2 separate regions of the Homo sapiens genome follow, and region 1 is linked to region 2. The links are chromatin loops, found by intact Hi-C in ENCODE. Cell type or tissue: ascending aorta. All regions are shown on one strand.

Region 1 (2,500 bases), 360 kb after region 2:
ATGCCAATGAGTTTGCAGCCATATGTTACTGGGCCAGTGAGCTTCTCATTGACTTCTTCTCATACTCTTCCTTTTGTCCTTTCACCACAAACAGGCAGCAGAAAACAGCTGAAACGGAAGAGGGGACAGTGCAGATTCAGGAAGGTGAGTGCTAGAAACAGAACCAAGACTAAGAACCCATCATGGCCTCCCTTCCTTCCCCACCAGACCATCTCCTGTGCATCCTCCTCCTTCCGTGACATGCAAATGGAACGGGGGTAGAAAGGCAGTTAACTCACAGACTTTTCCTTTGTTCTTTTAATTCAGGTGCAGTGGCTACTGGGGAAGACCCAACCAGTGTGGCTATTGCCAGCATCCAGTCAGCTGCCACCTTCCCTGACCCCAACGTCAAGTACGTCTTCCGAACTGAGAATGGGGGCCAGGTAAGGGAGGGGGCCAGGTGGCTGCAGGTGTTATCTGGGGTTGGGATTGAGGGAGGTAATTGAACATGTCTTGGGGAGACCTGGCTTGGAGGATGAGTTGAAAGAGTGGACTGTTGCAGGGGAGGGAGGTGCTAATACTGGAGTAGAGACTGGTGTGAGGTTAGATGTATGCTGAAACCTCTGTGTGGGGAAAGAAGGGAGAATGGCTGAATCCATGTCTCTGAAGGACTTTGTTTTGGGGCCCTATCCAAGGGAAGCTTTATGAGGGGCCCTAGGATTCCCAACACTTAATCTTTTCTTCTCTCTTCACTCCCTCTGCCTTCCTCTACACTTCTAGGTGATGTACAGGGTGATCCAGGTGTCTGAGGGGCAGCTGGATGGCCAAACTGAGGGAACTGGCGCCATCAGTGGCTACCCTGCCACTCAATCCATGACCCAGGTACAGGGTATGGGCTGGGGAGGTCACTAGAGTTCTGAGAAGTAAGATGAAGAAGGGAATCAGTAGGATGGGGGTGAAGCTAGGAACAGTGAGGCATCTAAGGCTGCCTTGTCCCAAAGCACTAGGCTCTCCTTTTCTGGATGTTTCTCTCTCTCTCTCTCTCTCTCTCCACCCTACCTACCACCCCAACGGATAGAAGCTGCAGAGTGGTGTAGTGGGAAGAAGTTTTTGACTGTTACCAGAATCAGTTTTCTTGCTCCCCTTCCCAGGCGGTGATCCAGGGTGCTTTCACCAGTGATGATGCAGTTGACACGGAGGGGACAGCTGCTGAGACGCACTATACTTACTTCCCCAGCACGGCAGTGGGAGATGGGGCAGGGGGTACCACATCGGGGAGTACAGCTGCTGTTGTTACTACCCAGGGCTCAGAGGCACTGCTGGGGCAGGCGACCCCTCCTGGCACTGGTGAGATATTGCATGAGGATGCTGGCTGAAAGGGCTAGAATAGGCTGTGGGACATGACTGGTAGGCAGTGAGCCTTCACTCATGACTCTTAGTGATCATTAAGACCTGGACAGGCAGTGAGTCTGGGGCTGCTCTTCTATTAGCATGTTCTTTTTAGAGGAGGGGACCAGGGTCTTCACCTCAGGGCTTGGTGAGGTTCCTACCCATGTCCTGACAGAACCTACCCTGCATCTTCACAGGTCAATTCTTTGTGATGATGTCACCACAAGAAGTACTGCAGGGAGGAAGCCAGCGCTCAATTGCCCCTAGGACTCACCCTTATTCCCCGTGAGTGACCCTTGTTTCTTCTCAGATTCCGTAAGTGGTTTTTTTTTTTTTTTTTTTTTTTTGAGACAGAGTCTTGCTCTGTCACCCAGGCTGGAGTGCAGTGGCATGATCTCAGCTCACTGCAACCTCTGCTTCCAGGGTTCAAGCGTTTCTCATGCCTCAGCCTCCTGAGTAGCTGGAACTACAGACATGTACCACCACCCCTGGCTAATTTTTGTATCTTTAGTAGAGACAGGGTTTCACCATGTTGGCCAGGCTGGTCTCGAACTCCTGACCTCAAGTGATCCGCCTGCCTCGGCCTCCCAAAGTGCTGGGATTACAGGTGTGAGACACCACACCTAGCTACCATAAGTGGTCCTAATACCTGCTAAATCTTGTATAATTCCTTAACCCCAAACTTCAATCATGTATTTTGTCTTCTTACTCTGGCCACCCTGGGCTCTGTTGTCAGGAAGTCAGAAGCTCCCCGGACGACTCGGGATGAGAAACGCAGGGCTCAGCATAATGAAGGTAGGTATGATCTGGGTGGAGCTAGAAGCTGTCTGGTGTGATCTCAGCAGTGATGTCTGAGGGGAGGAGGGATTAGGTAATTTTACCCTGGGACTTGTGGCGAGTTTTCACTGAGTCACCTTGTCCTCCACTTTGCCCCACAGTGGAGCGTCGCCGCCGAGACAAGATCAACAACTGGATCGTGCAGCTCTCCAAGATAATCCCAGACTGCTCTATGGAGAGCACCAAGTCTGGCCAGGTCATGGAAAGACCCTGGTAGTGGGCAGGATGCCTGAATTCTGCCTCCTGGTATTGTTTCCAGAAATGGTAGAGAGAGGGGCACACATGACAGTAGTCT
Region 2 (2,500 bases):
ATCTTGGGGTTCTACCTACAGCGGTATCTTGAGTCCCTCCAGGAATACTCTTCACGGTCTCTTTCCTCTTCATTTGTTTCCTCCGACAATAATAAGGTGTAGTCCCACTAAGCGAGATACAGCCTGAGAACATCAGGGTCGCAGACTCTCCTTAACGTTAAGTAGCGCTTCCATCTTACCCAAGTCCAATTTACCTAGCTTCAGTCTCTTCATCTTTAAAACACGTTTAATAATTTGCTCGTGGCACTGTTGCAAAACTAGTTAAACTCGAGAATGTGAAAATGCTTCTAAATTCAGTGCTGGGCAAACATAAGGCGTATTTTGTTCCAAATATGAGCTGGTTTCCCTTGACCCGGCCAAGTCTGTCCCCTAGGTCTCTTCTACTCCGTTTTTCTCCAGTTTCCGGGGGGGTGGCTCTCAGTGACCGCGGTGGCCTGGCCCCAGGGCGTCCACGCTCCCCGCCAAGCGTTCCTTAGGGACCCGACAGGATCAGGAAAACTCCACGACGAGCATTCGGGGACGCCTGGAGCCCTGCCCAACTATCTCCGGGCTCTGGCTGCAGCCCTGACTGCGCCGGAAGTTTCCTGAGGAAGCACCATGGAGTTCACCCCTGTGCCCTCAGTCATGACCCCGCCGCGAGCAGCCCGGGACTTACCTGCTTTGCTGGCTACTTCCCTGCGCGCCCCGATCCCGAAGCTGTGGGTGGCCCGCCCGGGTACTTTTCTCGTGGGTCAGAGACACAGTGGTGAGCCTCTGACTTTTCAGAGTCATTTGTGGAAAACCTGCCACCGCCTGGTTTCCGTAGTGTAGTGGTTATCACGTTCGCCTCACACGCGAAAGGTCCCCGGTTCGAAACCGGGCGGAAACAAAGTGGTTCCCGTTTTTGTTTTTTTCCTTCCCCATATCCTTTCGAATTCTACGTAAGAATTCGCCCAGATCGCAGTGAGATCCCGGAACTCTAGGTCCGAGGAGAGTTGGAAGGACTGAAGGGCAGACCCCAGCAGCCGAGCGGCTCTCGACAACGGGCTCGGAGCCGGCGGCGCCCCTGGCGGCTGTGGGCGACTGGGTCCCTCCGGAGCCGTGAGACCTTTTGATATCATCAGGCACCGTGTCGCGGTTCCGCCCTGTCAGTTTTTGTGTCTTTTCTGACACCCAGAAGGAACTTCGGACACACTGGGAACCGGAAATGGCTGCTCAGTGAATGAAGTCGTCACTTCCGACCCGGACCCCTGAGGAGCAAGTTGTAGTTCAGGGCCTAGTCCTGAACGGCCGGTCCTTTTTTCAGACCCTGCTCAGGCTCTGGCTCTGGCTCCGGCTCCGGCCTCTTCGGCCGAGACTGCGATGGGTCGGTTTCCTCCACATAGTTTACAAACCTGTATACAGATCCAAGAGTGCGCTGGTGATTATCTCGCTTTGCGCTGATTGCCGGTATCATTAACTCAGTAGTCCAGAGGAACGAAACGAACGTGGTGACGGAGCGGGGATCACAACTCGCTCTGCTCTGTCACCCCCCCAAACTTGTCTTTACTGTGTTTATTTTCTCATTTGTCACCATCCAGTTCTCAGTCACGAAAATGTTAGTTCTTTCTCTTTCCTTTCAAGATTTTTAGGTTCTAAATCAGGTGGAAAGAATGTACATTTTTAATTAAAAGATTTTCACAATTCTCCTAAAAGGAGGACAAACAATTTGAACAGACACTTGATTAAAAAAAAGATATATGGGGCTGGGCGCGGTGGCTCACGCCTGTAATCCCAGCACTTTGGGAGGCTGAGGTGGGTGGATCACGAGGTCAGGGTGTTCCAGACCAGCCTGACCAAGATGGTGAAACCCCGTCTCCACTAAAAATATAAAAATTAGCTGGGCGTGGTGGCGGGTGCCTGTAATCCCAGCTATTCAGGAGGCTGAGGCAGGAGAATTGCTTGAACCAGGGAGGCGGAGGTTGCAGTGAGCTGAGATCGCGCCACTGCACTCCAGCCTGGGCTACAGAGCGAGACTCCATCTCAAAAAAAAAAAAAAGATATGTGGATTGCAAATAATCACATGGAAAGATGTCCAACGTCATTAATCATTAGGGAAACGCAAATTTAAAACACAATGAGATACCACTACACACATATCAGAATGTCTAAAATTTAAAAGACTGACCATACCAAGTTGGCAAGGATGTGGAGAAACCGGAACACTCATTCACTGCTGTTGGGAATGTAAAATGGTACATTCACTTTGGAAAACAGTTTGGGGGTTTTTAAAAGCGTTAAACTACTACAATATGACTCAGCCATTCCACTCCTAGGTATTTACCAAGAGTAAATAGAGCATATGCCCATACAAACGCCTGTACACAAACATTCATAGCAGCTCTATTTGTAATAGCCCCAAACTGTAGACTATCCAAATGTCAATCAACAAGTGAAAGACCGATCCATACAATGGAATGTTACTCAGCCAAAAAAAGGACGGAACTGCTCACATATACAACAACATGAATCTCAAGTATGC

The links. Peaks named below come from ENCODE experiments on the same cell type or tissue, not always from the same donor. Only the 100,000 strongest peaks of a DNase experiment are listed, where the experiment ranks them.
Region 1: it touches region 2 in a loop (2.3-fold over the local background); 6 of 110 quality-filtered maps call a loop at or near these places.

The regions. Positions count from the first base shown.
Region 1 is chr1:161,040,477-161,042,976 of GRCh38, reverse strand. USF1 (upstream transcription factor 1) reads left to right here. Exons shown (of 11, transcript NM_007122.5): 3 at 95-144; 4 at 307-422; 5 at 760-861; 6 at 1,131-1,326; 7 at 1,566-1,653; 8 at 2,105-2,163; 9 at 2,307-2,401. Among named protein-coding and RNA genes, the nearest start is that of TSTD1, 2.8 kb to the right of the region's middle. RefSeq lists an enhancer at 1,061-1,220. In ascending aorta, a CTCF peak has its summit at 1,304 (motif pointing left); a DNase peak (open chromatin) is centred at 1,288.
Region 2 is chr1:161,398,068-161,400,567 of GRCh38, reverse strand. TRV-CAC1-1 (tRNA-Val (anticodon CAC) 1-1) reads left to right here and starts at 796; the gene lies at 796-868. RefSeq lists enhancers at 36-635, 636-1,235, 1,243-1,382 and a silencer at 823-902. In ascending aorta, a CTCF peak has its summit at 1,022; DNase peaks (open chromatin) are centred at 737 and 1,207; H3K4me3 peaks cover 2,068 bases; H3K27ac peaks cover 2,500 bases.